Linked DNA regions of Homo sapiens: region 1 is linked to region 2. The links are chromatin loops, found by intact Hi-C in ENCODE. Cell type or tissue: psoas muscle. All regions are shown on one strand. Region 1 overlaps PDE4D (phosphodiesterase 4D). Region 2 overlaps PDE4D (phosphodiesterase 4D).

Region 1 (8,000 bases), 46 kb before region 2:
TACCCATATCAGTTACTTTACTACTGCTGATCTATCGCTACCTGTCAATTCATGGGAATTACAGGGTGCACTGGGACAAGAGTAAAATGATCCAACAAACATAATGTTGCATTTAAAAAAATAAGCTAAAAGATACTGATGACTTTTTATAACTACAACATATTCGTTTGTGAATAAGAACATATATAGTAAAAAGATGAAAATGTGAACAGGTTGACTATTTCCTAAATTTATGGCAGAGGTTGTTCTGGAGAGGATGGAAGAAAAATGAGGCTGGCAGTGATGGTGGGGAAATGCAACCTCCAAAATTATCTATCTATATATTTTTATTAAAAACACCCACAGTAATTATGGCAAATGTTAATGTTTGTTTGTTCTAGGTTTTGGATACATTTAAGATCTCTTGCTTTCTGGGTACATTTCTTTTCTTTTCTTTTCTTTTTTTTTCAAATTAATTCCAAAAGACTTATATCTGCTACATGAAGAACGAAGCAAGTTCAGCTCTCTTGCTGAAATGTTCAAATGCTGAGGCAAGGCCTGTACTACAAATTTGTGTAACCAAAACCACAGTGCTCTCAATGCTCCTAGTGTTGCATTACAGCAGTTAGAAGAGATTGAGCTATTTTGTTTCCATGGCTCATTAAGCTAGAGTTAGACTGGTGTCCATAATCAAATTTACTGCACTTACCCTTGCTTCTTCCCTATGAAGTACAGCCAGACCTTAGGGAAAATCTCAACTATTCCAGGTCCATGGTAATTTGGTCCACGAAAGAAATTAACACACCTGAAAAGGATTAAATTATTTTTCCTTTTCAAAATGATCCTCTTCCTTAAGCTTCCTCTGTCAATTGACTGCCAACCTTATTTGCTAATTCCCATCCCTCATCGGGCTTCCTAGCACTTCCTGCTGCAAATTAGTGTGCAGTGAACCTGAGCCTGCTCTCCAAAACACATCCAGACTCTTGGGGCTTTCTGGGCTTCCGCTAGGGTGCCTGGTGCAAAGGGGGCCTAAATCAATCAATTAAGGCCTGGGAAGATTCCAGGCAAGAGGAAGGGATATCTTGGGGGACAAAAGGAATGTGTAGGTGGGAAGAAGGGAGAAAGTCTTTCTTCGTTTTTCACTGCAGGAAATGATCTGGACAGAGAGCAATTCGAATCATAGACAGGGAGGGTTGGGCAGGATGCGATGGGGGAGCGAATGACAGACACAAGTGACAGGAACAACTTAGGGAGACAGGTCAGAAAACATCTAATCTAGGCACATAGCAGAAATAGTGAAGGGAATTGAAACAGTTGTTCTGTATTTTGTTCACAGTGTTAAAGTCAAAGTCAGTGCTTTTTAACCTCATGGGATGGAGCGGGGGAGGGGGCACAAGGAGCCTTGTGTGAAGGCTCTGGCTCTGCTTATTGATCCCCCAAATACAATAATACATCCTCACAATCATAAATTTGAGAGCAAGGGGCTCTGATCCTGTGATATACAATCTAGGCCCTTATTGGATCCTGGAACTGATTTTCAGAATCCTTTATTCTTTTAAGTACAATTGTAAAAAAAAAAAAAGAGAGAGAGAGAGAGAGAGAGAAAGCAAGGAAGAAAGGAAAAAAGGAAGGGAAGAAGGAAGGAAGGAAAAAAGGAAGAAAGGAAAGAAGGGTTCCATTTATAAACCTCAGACAAAACAAAAATGAAAGCAAAAGAGAACAAAAAATAGCCAATACGACCCAAGTTACAAATTTACTTGTATCCTTTCAGAGGATAACCCAAATTCCTGCAAGACAATTAGCCATCTTTCTTTCGATTATTACAGTAAGCAAGACGGGTTAAGAGTATATAGTAAATGTGCTTTGCTAAACTCCTTCTCCCTTTATTGACTCTATCACAAGAAGCACACTTAATATAATTTTTACAATTTTTTAAAGAACAAATAGGAAAGAGGAGAAGGTTGTACTTTAGCTACCTTTGTGTATTTGAAAGGAATGCTGTTCAGGGCTTCTTCCTTTTCAAAAAGAAACAGGTCTTTGAAAACGAAGAATCATTACTGTGCATATCTCTCGAGGGCTGCTCCTCTAGTATCAGTCCATTTGAAATAGGAGTTTCACATAATTCAATTTATTAAACCCACATTTCCTGCCAGATTTTGCTTTATGTGCCTATGTCCTTTTGTTTCCCGGCTAACATTTCCACATCTCGGAAATCATTCTTTCTAGTATAACTGAAGAATATGGATATTAAAATCAGATCAGCAAAAGATTTTTATGGACTTGGAAAGCTGCCCATTAATGCCGTAAAATAAAGCGTGTTATACAGCTGATATCATCAGTTCTACTCTATGTTGTTTTCATATTCCTGGCGGTGGGTGGAGAGTTAGAGTGGAACAATTAGGAGTGGGAAAGAGAATGAAAGGATTCGATCAATTGTGGAATTTCAAAGCGGAGACAATTTACACTAAAGAATTCAAAGACTTCGTAACCTCCAAGACATTTTCCAGTCCAGGTAACCGTTGAATTATAGCTGGAGGTGATGTTCTTGGAGCTGCCTGTGAAAGCTGAAATCACAACATGCCTGCAGTGTTCCCTTCCTAAACCAACTTTGCCATTTTCTCAGGCAGACACACAAACATGCAAGCGTCCACAGTAATGTGCGTGTGTGAGGGATGGGGGAAGAGTGATTGTTGCTTTGTAGTAGCTCCTTTGAAGTGTTTAATTCCTCCCTTGTAATCTCTTCATCAACACACATTTAAAGCATATCAGTTTTACCTCAGCAATTTGATTCTCAGAGGCTTATGTGGCTCAGGGCCTCTGTCCAGCACCTGGGTGGCACAGTTTGTTTTATGTGCATGCAGAAGTGTTAACAGAATTAATTTTTTTCCTTCTTTCTCTCTTTCTTCTTCCCCCACCTCCCCCAATTTAGGTTAATGAGCCCAGGCAGCAGTGTGTGTGAGTGAGCGGGCGTGTGCACAGGAGGGCCGTGAGCCTGCCTTTTTAAAATACAGGAAACGCATAGAAGAAAGAAGAGTTCAGCTGGAGCCACGACTTCCCTCTTTGCTTCTTTCCCTCCCCACCCCCCCACCCCCCACCTCACCCCCCACACTCCAGCACCGGCTTTTAATTTTCAAAAGCACTGCAATTGCTTGGTGTGGTTTCAAGAGCTGGGGTGCCATTCTCCCTGATGATGACTCTGCTGACGTCAATGGCATTCTTATCATGCCTAGTGCGACATCAGAAACCAGTCCTCAGAGGCTCCTCTTATTCACAGTGCCTGGGCTCTCAGCAAAATGTGGACCGGATTCTGAAACGCAAAGGACTCCCCGTTCCTAATCAGCGCTGCAATCCACCAGACAGTCTCCTTCTGCCGGCAGCTTGCCAGTTAAGACTTTGTTCCTTAGCGTTCTGTCCTGCAAGGACCCCCTGAAGGAGAAGAGAGGGCTAAGTGGATCACAGCGTGTCCTCCGTGTCTGAGCTTTCAGAGCCGTGTGTGTGTGTGTGTGTGTGTGTGTGTGTGTGTGTGTCCCTCAACCAAGGTTAGAGACTAGTCAATGCTGCTTCTGATTATTCTTCAGGTTTTACTAAAAGGCTTCAGTCTTTGATATAAGGCTATTCCCCCGACACAGTGGCTAAGACCCTCTTGTGTAAGTGCTCCTAGCTCACTCTCTGGATCAGAACCAGCGCCCAGGTCCCCACGTGAAGCCCATATTCACCCCAGATGGCAGCATGCACCTCCTCTCCTTTTTTTAATAAAGAAAAAGAAATAGGAGGTTGGGAGGAGAAGGAAAATAATCATAGCTGAATAATAATAGCAGAATAGGAAAATAGTATCACTAAGAATTAAATATTTCACTCTAAATACTCATGACTTGTTAAGAGGTCTGCTCTCAAAAGCTGAATTCACAAGGGAGTTAATACATACTAAACCCAGTATGCATTCCTACCTAGCAGTTTGGGGGCAATTATTATGGGGATGATGAACTTTCTCCATTTACAGTGGAGTGTATTATGGTCCAAATCTACCCTAAAGCATTTGGGAAATGTCTACAGTTCAAATTAAGATGTTTAGAGTCAAGGTCATTTCGCTTGATGATGGAATGATACATGTCTAGTTAGATTTCATCTGACCAATCTTTGACACAAACACATCAGAATTGTCTTGGTATCCACCAACCAAATAATGTTTGTTTCTCTTGAAGATTGCTGAGTGACCCATAGTAAGCTTATTAGGAGATTAGGAGCAACTGTTCCAGAGAGAAGCTGTTTAACAACATATGAAATGTGCAACATAATTCCATCTAGAACTATTTAGAATCATAACATGGAAGAACAGCAGCTTACACCTGGTTCAACCCTTCTACCTTTAAGTGAGGAAACTGATGCCCAAAGGCTGCGTCATGCTTTACTCAAGGTCATCCACCTATTAAGAGGCAGGACTGACAAACTAAAGCTGTCTCTCTCTAAATGGTATGCTTTTCCTACTACAACACATAGCTCCTGATTATTCAAAACCTAATGACCAAACCTCAAACCCACTTGCCAAGGGAGTTTCCATTTTTCTTTTAAATCTGAGCAATATTTCTTAATTTTTTGATTAAAGTGATATTTCAGGAATGTTTAGATGAATTATAATGAGTTTCTCCTTTGTTTTCAGTGAGTTTCACAACTAGTGTAAAGGTTATTAAGTAGAATGGAACAAAATAATATATGTTGGAATGCATGAAATTCAGATGGTTTTGTTCTTTGTTATTTTTTGTAGAGACAGCATCTCCCTATGTTGCCCAGGCTGGTCTCAAACTCCTGGGCTCAAGTAATCCTCCTGCCTTGCCTCCCAAAGTGCTGAGATTACAGATGTAAGCCACTGAGCCCAGCAAAGACGTGTTTTTAAAAAGTGATGATGGGCTCTGGGAAGAAGGAGCAAAGATTTATCTGGGTTCCAAATGTATGAGCTCCCTGAGCCCAGCCATCATTCTGCTTCATCTACTACATAGCTCTCACCATGGTTTGTAACATTGCTTGCTAATATATTTTATTTGCCACCTAATTCAAGCCATTAAGTTAATATTCGATTATATAAATATGATCTTTATAGTTACTTTTTCCCTATCCCCAATAGTTTTGCCTTCTCTTCAGAGGACTGTAACTGCTTCTATAAATCACCTTTTGCTACTCTCTTTTTGGTAGACGTGCATCACATTCTGGTCGCGAATGGTGAGGAGATGGGGCAGATGCTGGTTTTAGAGTCAGACAAACCTGTGTTGGAAACCTGGCTTAACCACTTGCTACTATATAATTTCAAGACATAACTTCTCTGAGCCTCAGTTTCCTTATCTATAAAATATGACCCTACCTTGCAGGGTTATTGAAAGGGTTAGAGATGATGTTTACTAAAGTCCTATCACAATGCCTAGCACATAGGAGAAACTCAATCAAGGATAATTTTATTAATGATTTTTAAAAAATAAATGGGGAAAATCATAAAATTAATAAAGATTAGTAAGATTGAACAAAGGACATATAGTATTTCCCCCCTTATAACCAGAGCTGTTCCTCAGTACCACTAAAATTGGAAGGACAATATTTCTTTAAAGAATTTTTCTAGTGAAAAGCTAAGCCAAATATATGATCATTGGCCTGCATTATGAATGCATGTTTCACTGAGTATCTGATTATAATTGGATGTCAAATAGCTACAAAACCTAATTGTGGTCTCAAAAATTGTCTCTTCTCCCTGAGACAAACATCCAATATTTCCTAGGTGATAACTAAGCTTTGTGTACACTGAGATAAGACGCCAAATCAATTCCTTAAACTTAAAGGCACAAAGGTTTCGGAAAGCCTCATTGTCCATTTGAGAGACAAGCCACGGCATCTCGTAAAGCACATTTTCACTGTATACTATGTTACTACAAAATTGAGTTAATTTCATTAATAACAAAATTTATCAAAATAAAAATGCTTTCTCCTTTGCAGGAATCCATAAATAACATAAAATAATAATAGCATTTTAACTCAGAAGCAAATTACAGCCATGACTGTTTAAGTTGGCTAACCCAAATTTCGTAAGTGAAACTGGAGTGGTCTGCGTAAGTCCTAGATTGCATATGATTCAGGGAAACCCAGATGTCAAAAGGGTGTGTGAATCAAAAGAAGGTATTCATCTTGGTGATTTAGCCCTGAACCAATCAATTCTTCCCAGAGCACTGGAGAAAAAGTTCTTGTTTCTAATGGAATCATCCTGCCCTTACCTACCTAGTAAAAATTTTGTACCCAATCAATACCTTAGTCAACTTTAAATTCCTGAATAGCCCTTCTGCCTCATTCAAGTGAATGGAAAGAAAAGGTTTAATCATATTTAAATACTCCAGACTATTGAGTAAAGTTAAATGCAAATTTGGTCATGTTATTCCCTTCTTTAAAACCATCCATTCATTAGTGATGATCCATTCACCTAACTATGCCCTCAGCAGGCAGGGCTGTTAGCCTGAGGAAGGGGTGCCCTTTTCTATTTCATCCAGCTAGAAGATGGCCCTTTGGAATCTATCTGCTCAATGATATTGTATTTCTAGAATATAAAAAAGATGCCTTAAATATACAAAAGGCACAGGGGGAGTCCTTTTTAGGTCTCAGTTTAAGGCTGATTTCTGAGTTGGTTATATGCTCTCACAGCAATTTGTATGTTGCCTTCATGGTGCTTAAGGCAGTTCAATCATACATTTTGTTTTTCTTTCCCCTACTAGAGTATAAGGTAGAAATTGTGACTATATTTTTCACTTTCGTATCCCCAACTCCATCCCAGTGCCTAGTACACAAGTACCAGGTACTTTATTGACTGATACACAAGTACTAGTGAATTAAAAAATTGTTATATAAAGTTGGGTTGTTGTCTTGTCCAATAGTAGCTGTGTTTCGCACTGCAAGTCATTTTTGAGAGCATATGAAATAACTCTATGTCCTCATGAATGACTTTATCATAATCATTCCTGAACAGCACGGGCGTGTGGTATTCCAAAAGGGAGTTTTACTGGCCCTTGGTTAAATTTAAAGAAATAATAAGGCCAATTTAAAACACACACACACACACACACACACACACACACACACACACACACACACATTAATGAGAGATTTCTAAGCCCCCCATGGGAGATGACTGCCCTTTTTGTCCTTGTTTTGCATATTAAAAGTATATAGAATGTGGAAAATAAATGTCATAATATGAAATCATGGTTCCAGTATATGTTAGTGTGTTCTGTTGAAAATAGTTTTGTTTGGCAAAAATGAAGAGTTGGTAATTGTATGTTGGGCCTCACAGTTTTTTGTTTTGAAATTCCAAAGTCTGGGAACCATTGACTTAGCAGGGTTTTCCCATCAGAACACAGATTTGAGGGTTTTTAAGGATACATGTCTTAGTTTCTAGTCGCGTATGGCTCCAACCTACAATCCTTCCTTCTTTCGGGTCCCACCTTTATTTTTTACTTTTCTGATAGTTCCCACAACTTTGCCCACAAAGTTGCCAATTCCTAAATATTATTATCAAAGTGCAATTTTGTATACCCCAAAGCTAATATATAATTAATTTTACTATAAGAGAAATCAGTTAAAATGTAAAAAGTTTAATAATATACATTATAATAATGGCCCTGGTACACTCCCCCACCGTTCTTTGGAATAAGCAAAGGTATAACCCTTGAAAGTAAAATTAACTTTTCTTTGCACATATTAGACTTCTCAATGGTGTGCCAAAGAGTGGAGATGACAGGTGAGCCAAGCTATTGATTTCCCTTGGCTCTTGTCGCTAGTGGGTGGGAGACTGAACACAAGCCACATCCTTTATTTACTGCAGTTTTCGTAGAAATATAGTTATCAGCGTATGTCATGAAGGAACAAATGTGGGGAAGTACTGACCTAAATAACTTTTACGTGATTCAGTATACATGTAAATTGAAATAAAGAATATTAAATCTCAAAACTATCCAGAGGACCTTATTCAATGGTATAATATTTCAAATTTAATT
Region 2 (8,000 bases):
TACAGTTAATGCTGGACTGTGGAACCATAATATTGAAATATTGTTAGGGCGGGTCTCACCAGTGCCCTTTCTAGGCAAGGAGAGGCAAACTAACAACTGGGACCTGAGAAATAACATGTTTGTCACTAGATTCAATGTAAAATGGTAAACCTATCTACCTTTGCTAACTACTGGTCAACAACTAAAAGTAACTTAAGTTCAATTCAATATACATAATTAAAGTGCATTAAATGTGTGCCTATTGCCCACATGGCACTTTATTATGTATTCCTTAAAATACAAACATTTTTCCATATTATTAAAATTTTCTCAAAAATAAATTATTTAAAATCATTTTATTATGGGAATTTTTTAACCCCTACCTAAATAGAATTCACACATTATTTAGAATTTGGATTGTTTTTAACCCTTTATGCACATTCACAGTGCTGTAATGAACATGTGTATATATACTTTCACTTTTTTTTTTTTTTTTTGAGATGAAGTTTCTCTCTTGTTGCCCAGGCTAGAGTGCAATGGTGCCATCTCGGCTCACTGTAACCTCTGCCTCCTGGGTTCAAGCAATTCTCCTGCCTCAGCCTCCAGAGTAGCTGGGATTACAAGCACGTGCCACCACGCCTGGCTAATTTTTGTATTTTTAGTAGAGATGGGGTTTCACCATGTTGGCCAGGCTGGTCTTGAACTCCTGACCTCAGGTGATCCACCCGCCTCAGCCTCCCAAACTGCTGGGATTACAGGCGTGAGCCACCACACCTGGCTCATACTTTCACTTTAAAATTGTTCATCCTCAGTCTCTGCTCTAATCAACCCCCAAGTCCCTTCAATCCTATCTCTGAAGAGTTGTGAACCCATTCCCTCATCTCCACAGCCCCACTTCCACCCCAGTTCAGAGCTGCATTATCTTGATCCTGTACAAGGCCTGTGACAGCCCCCTGAAGAGTATGGGGCTGCCCCTAGTCTTTCTTCTTTTCAATCTCTTTCTACACTGCTTCCAATTACTGTCATTCTGAAATGTGTATTTGTTCCTACGATTGGAAATGCTCAATGATTTTCCACTGTCCATAAAATAAAGTCCACTGTTATTTATGTAGGCCTCAAATATTATTTCCTTAATCTACCTCTGGAGCATCCTGTTCAGTTGCTCCTATACACCTTTAACTCAATTTGTCCTTTACTGTTCCCAGTCCCCTGATATGGACAGGCATTCCATGCTTCCATACCTTATTCTTGCTGGTCTTTTGTTGTGAGGTAATCCTCAATCCTCCCCTAACCACATGGAAAGCATTATGTTCTTCAAATTTATCAGGGAGCATTTCCTAGGTAGAGCCACTGGCTCTCTCTCTCTCTATATATGAATACATATTCATATATATTATATATTAAATATATAATATAATTATTTAATATATATTTTATATATTTATTTTATAATAAACATATATATTTATATGAGAAATATATTTATTATATAATAAGCATATATATGAGAAATACATTATATAATAAATATTATATTTATTTATATGAGAATTATATTTATATATTATATATTTATATAATAAATATATATTATATATATAATAAATATATATTATATATATAATAAATATATATTATATATATAATATATATATATTATATATATAATAAATATATATTATATATATAATAAATATATATTATATATATAATAAATATATATTATATATATAATAAATATATAATATTATATATATTTATATAATATATGTATATAATATATAATACATATATAATAAATATGTATATAATATATAATAAATATATAATAAATATGTATATAATATATAATAAATATATATTTATACAATTTATAAGAAATATATATTTATATAAGAAATATATATAATTTTATAAAATATATAATATATAATATATTATATATTATATATTTTGTATATATTATATATAATATATATTTATATAAATATATATATTTAAAGAGGTTTCAGTCCAGGCTCTGTGGCTCATGCCTATAATCCCAGCACTTTGGGAGGCCAAGGTGGGCAGATTGCTTGAGCCTAGGAGTTCCAGATCAGCCTGGGCAACACGGCAAAACGCCGCCTCTACAAAAAATACAAAAAATAAAATAAAAAATTATGCACACGTGGTGGTGCATGCCTGTAGTCCCAGCTACTCAGGAGGCTGAGGTGGGAGGATTGCTGGAGACTGGGAGGCGGAGGTTGCAATGAGACAAGATCGTACCACTTCACTCCAGCCTGGGCAACAGAGTGAGGCCCTATTTCTAAAAATTAATTAATTAATTAAAATAAAAAATATAAAGGCTTCAATCATGGCATTTAGCTAGTACTTAACTATTTATAATTCCTTCTCCCTTACTTTGTAAATTTCTTGAACCAGTAGTCACATTTTACCTCCAGAGCGTATGCATGCCATATATAAGGTGCATGGAAAATACTGTTGACCAAGCAGATAATAATAATAATAATATTATAGCAATAATGATAAGTAACATTTGTTGAATACATTCTGAGTACCAAGTACTATGTTAAGCACTGAATTAGAATTTACTGATAAAGAATACCCCCAAAACTTGGAGAATTTAAGTACATTGACCAAAATTAGACAACTACTAAGAGGAAAGCTGGGTTTTTAACATATATGCTAGCTCATCACCTTTTTGCTAGGCTAAATGAACATGAGCCCCATTTAATTATTTCAATTAAAGTTATAACAAAGCATCCAAATCAGATATTCAGACAAGAGAGACACAATTAAATTATTTCCCCTCATAATTAGGACATAGCCCTTGTTTTCACTATTCTTAAAACAAGTCTAACTTCAATCAATTCCTGGTCAAAAAGCCACGGTGTCAGATCTGATCTTTTTATATATTAATAGGTATGGCTCTACTCATTAAATAAAAGCATAAAAGGCCAAAACAAATTCATTTGTAAGAAAGAGAACTGACTTTTACTGCTCTAAAAGATCATAAGTTTAACTAATAAATAGTAATACTCCATGCATTTATGCAAATCTTTCAGTTCAATGTTTTTACCGGAAGATTCTTTTTCAATGAGGATTTTTGTAAAAGTAAACTCCTTCAGCTTAAAAGATTTAGGAAATCCGACAGTCATTAGATGTATTAGATGCTTTATCAGTTTTTTATTAAAGCTATTAAACACAATGTATCATCAGCATTTTTCGATCACATTTCTTAAAAAGCTTAATGAACACATATTTCTGGCAATTATTAAAGTGTGGCCACAATCTTTATTCTATTAAAGGAAAAAAAGAACTACAGCATGAAGCTGCTGCCTGCTGGTGGTTGATGAGGAAGTAGGGCTTCTCTGGCAATGGCTGGGTCTCTTGTCTTCCCTATACACTGACACAACACATGTTTTACTTCAGTATCTCCTGAGGACTTACATATTTCTCTCATGTAGATCCCTTTTGCCTTCTTTATATGGTTCTTGCTCCCATCTATTAGATCTCTCTATATTTCTTTTTAAAAAACTATATATACTACTTGCTTTTATCACACACACACAGATTTAAAAGGCAGATCTAAGTAAGTAGCCAGCATCCTTATTGTCACCATGAAATAGTTGCTTAGTTTCTTTCATTCGATAAGCTCAAAGCATTAAGTGATTAGCCCAGATAACAAAAAAATAATTGTCCCAATTAAATATCATTATTGTTTTTCCCCCTTATTAATTCTTAGAAACTGCTTGTGCTTTAGAACAACAAACATATAAGATTAAATTTCTTCTCATTGTGTTTTGACAGACTAGCATTATTTGGATAGTTTACTTTTTAATTTTCTACGTGCCAATTGACTAAATTCTATTTAGAATGCACTTACTGTTTTTAATGAAGCCATGAATCTTCAGGGTAAAAAAATACAAAAAGGAATGAAGACTTAGACCAATTTACTTATTTATTTATTTTCTGGACTAAAACCACTTCTGTGCTGTTCTATGCTTGTCACTGCATCATGTGTCTCCCCCTACAGGTAAAGAGCAGGCAGCTGTACTAGTTTCACCGCTCCTGTAGAAGAATTTGTATTTTCCAAAGTCAAAATCCAGAAGTCTTTTGCTTTAGGGTGCTGGTCTCTATGCCTCTGGGGTATAAGCAGTAGATATAATCAAAATAGCTATAACTACAGAGATATGTCCAGTGAGAGGTTGGGATGAGAAATTTTCAAGCTCATATACAAATAATACAATGCCACATCTATTACTCAGGAGTTAGTATTAATACTTCATTTACTTTCTCTAAAGCATATACTTCCACGGTGGGTATAAAGGCCACCCGAATCTAATGGTTTATTTTACTTTATAAAGGTGTAAGAAGGACCATGGACTCGAAAAAGGAACCACATGTTTATTCCTGGCATTGTCACTAAGCAGCACCCTCTCTCACTAGGTCTCAGTTTTTTCATCTTTAAAATAAAGATATTTAAATACGTTTTCTTTAGAGTTGTGTCCTTGCATGAAAATCCTCTAATTGAGGATGATTAAATAAACATATTGGAAATATGGAAATTCAGAAGCATTGAAAATGGTATTGTGAAGATGTAACATTTAATGAGATGGCTGCAGAATGCTTGCCTTGAGCTAAGGTTGTTCGAAAATGAAATGCTTACAAGGAAGGACTGTGCTCCAAGCTACATGGCTGTACTTCAAAAATGGGATCACTGTCCCAGTGCAGGTATGGCTTGGGCATCTCTGACTCTTTGCCACCCTCTCATGTTCCAATGCACTCTTTACTTCTGGTGTGCACCACACATTAAGGACGTATGTAGGTGAGCCTTACTCTAAATGATAAAAGGATTACTAAAAATGTCATGCCATGACTGTGTGAAAACAAAATCATAAATGAAATGTACCAAAGAAGCTGACATACCAATATTCTCTGTTACCTCTATTCTACCAGTTTTTAAATTAGCTTTAGGAACAAAAAAATGTCAGGCATTGGGACAGGGTTATAGGAAGAAACACTTGGTGAGTTCCTCATCACATTCGGAACTCTATCCATTTTTCTTTCTTTTTTTTTTTTTTTTTTTTTTTTTTTTGAGACGGTGTCTCACTCTGTCACCCAGGCCGAAGAGCAGTGGCCTGATCTCGGCTCACTGCAACCTCCGCCCTCAGAGTTCAAGCGATTTCCTGTCTCAGCCTCCCGAGTAGCTGGGATTACAGGCACCTGCCACCACGCCTGGCTAATTTTTGTATTTTAATAGAGACGGGGTTTCACCATCTTGGCCAGGCTGGTCTTGAACTCCTGACCTGGTGATCCACCCGCCTTGGCCTCCCAAAGTGCTGGGATTACAGGCATGAGCCACCATGCCCGGCCTCCATTTTTTTTTTTTTTTTTTTTTTTTTACTTTAGGAGACAGGGTCTCATTACATTGCCCAGGCTGGTCTTGAATTCCTGAGCTCAAGCAGTCCTCCCACCTTGGTCTCCTGAGTAGCCGGGATTATAGGGGTGTGCCACCATGCCCAACTTGAACTCTATCCTTTTATATAACTTATCTCCTTGAATTCTTGCAACAGTCCTAAGTGTTAGGTACTCAAATCTCCAAAATGAGGAAATGAAGCAAAAAGGAGAGACTGGGTTCACATTCAGGCTCCAAATGCCACACATCATCTTTGTCATATCACACTAAAGAGCAAAAGAGCTATTTAAGTCTCTTTTATAAATGCAAACTTCAAAGCCTTACTTTTAAGGAATTGTTAGATCATTTTAGACCTGTATGTTTACCTACTATATATTGAAATAAAAACTGGCCAGTGACCTACCTTTAAAACCTAGCTTTAAAACCCTAATGCTATAAAATCAAACTCTCGGCCAGGTGTGGTGGCTCATGCCTGTAATCCCAGCATTTTGGGAGGCCAAGGTGGGTGGATCACCTGAGGTCAGGAGTTCAAGACCATCCTGGCTAACACAGTGAAACCCTGTCTCTACTAAAAACACAAAAAGTTAGCCGGGCGTGGTGGTGGGCATCTGTAATCCCAGCTACTTGGGAGGCTGAGGCAGGAGAATTGCTTGAACCCAGGAGGCGGAGGTTGCAGTGAGCCTCAGATCGCGCCACTGCACTCCAGCCTGGGCGATAAGAGCAAAACTCTATCTCAAGAAAAAAAAAAAAAAATCAAATTCTCCTGGCTTTAATACATGTCAAATGCAATAACCTTGAAAAGAGGAAGAGGGTATTGTAAATTCTATGTGACAACTCCTTAGAAAGCATGGTATGTGATATGTAGACTGCTGAAGTTCTTAACTCTTCTTTTTTAAAAATTAGAGTTGGTTTACAGAAAAGTGATAGAGAATTAATATTTCTCCTTCAAACAACTATGACTCAAAAGTGAGTTCTTAGACTTAGAAATTCATCCTGAACAACAGTGTATCATCTCTATCACAAAGCTACCAGCGTCTGTGAATTGTGATGAGAATAAAGGAGACAGTGCTGGGAGCAGGAGGAGACCCCATTTTGATGGGCACAAAGCAAGCGCATCCATTTTGGCCAATTTAAGGACCCACAAGTTTTCCTCTCATGATCTTGCAAGCTTGCCTTTCTCTCACTGTTCCCTTTCCTTCGTTTGTGTCTTTGTCCTATTCTTTCCATTACCCCCTTGTTACGGAATGAGTGCTTGTGTGCCCCTAAAATTCATTTCAATATCCTAACCCAATATGTGTTGGTATTTGGAGGCCGGGCCTGTGGGAGGTGATTAGGTCGTGAGGGTGGAGCACTCAACACTCACAAATGAGACTAGTGCCTTTACAAAGGGCACTGATGCAACCTAGAAGAAGACTCTCACCAGACCCCAACCATGCTGGCATCCTGATCTCAGACTTCCAGCCTCCAGAATTGTGAGAAATAAATTTGTGTTGTCTATAAGCCACCCAGTCTATGGTACTTTGTTATGGCAGCCTGAATTGATGAAGAAACCCCTAGTTCTATGTATACAGTGGGCCCTAGAAACAAAACCAAGTAATAACAACAAAATGGAATTTAAAAAGATGTATTAAGTGCTGGTTCTGTGAGGCACTATGCTAAGGGCATCATGCGTGTTCACTCATTCAAGCCAGCAACAACTGCAGGAAGCAGTGTCACTATTTTATAGGTAGGGAAACTGAGCAGAGAAAGGGTATGCAACCTGCCCAGGGCCACAAAGCTCTCATGATAGAGCATGATTTGAGTGCTGGGTAGGCAGAGCAACCACGTGGTATAATTCTAGGGGCACCATGTTGTGATGTTCTGTGGAGTTGCCCTCCGGAGGCACTTGGAGCTGTGTGCTCTAGCAGCCTTTTGGATCAGCCATGAACTTAACTGTTAGGCTACACTGTTACTCTAGACCTTATTCCTATGTTGAGGGATAGACAGGCATACATTTGCGAACCTGTACCTGGGGCCTCTAGTGAGAGAAGCCACATGGAAGCTGGTCCTCATGCTGCTCCAGGCACTAGGTCTGACCCCTATCAACAGGGACCCATTCATCTTAAGGGTGCCTCACTGACTCTTTTTAATACTTCTTTGCCCTTCCCAGGACTACTGCCACAGTACAGCCAGGTTCCAACTTCAGGGGGAGTGAGCCTAGAGGGTGGGGCCTGAGTGGTCAGCTGCAGAGGGAGGAAAGGCACAAGCACTGCCTTTTCTGAGTGTCTCAAATCTTACTAATGTCAAAATCTCAACCATCATTATTATTACTAGCACTGAGGTTTTAAGGGCCCACTTTTTCAAAATGGGCTCAGAAAGGGGAACCTTCCCCTGCTACTGCCCTCATCCCTCCATCCCTATGCCATGTTCCCACCTTGGTTTGCTATGCTTGGGCAAGAAAAACGACTTCCCAGTTTTAGTCAGTTCATTTCCTGTTGTGCTTTGTGAGGAGCCCAGCAGCACTAAGTGGTAACAACAGTTAATTAGTTTCCCTTTCTAGATAAGGTATTTCTGTGTCCCCCTTGTCCCTAGGCCTCAGGTCAGGAGCTTGTGGGTACGAATG

Evidence for each region. A loop is a pair of places that touch in the nucleus more often than their neighbours do. Peaks named below come from ENCODE experiments on the same cell type or tissue, not always from the same donor. Only the 100,000 strongest peaks of a DNase experiment are listed, where the experiment ranks them.
Region 1: it touches region 2 in a loop (2.1-fold over the local background); 18 of 110 quality-filtered maps call a loop at or near these places.

Annotation. Positions count from the first base shown.
Region 1 is chr5:59,124,548-59,132,547 of GRCh38, forward strand. All of the region lies in intron 5 of PDE4D (phosphodiesterase 4D), which reads right to left. Among named protein-coding and RNA genes, the nearest start is that of PDE4D-AS1, 89 kb to the left of the region's middle. RefSeq lists enhancers at 2,228-3,138, 3,139-4,048 and a silencer at 7,722-7,922. In psoas muscle, no CTCF peak of the experiment used is centred here; a DNase peak (open chromatin) is centred at 3,304; H3K4me3 peaks cover 3,853 bases; H3K27ac peaks cover 7,917 bases.
Region 2 is chr5:59,170,423-59,178,422 of GRCh38, forward strand. All of the region lies in intron 5 of PDE4D (phosphodiesterase 4D), which reads right to left. Among named protein-coding and RNA genes, the nearest start is that of PDE4D-AS1, 130 kb to the left of the region's middle. In psoas muscle, a CTCF peak has its summit at 3,995 (motif pointing left); no DNase peak of the experiment used is centred here; H3K27ac peaks cover 3,572 bases.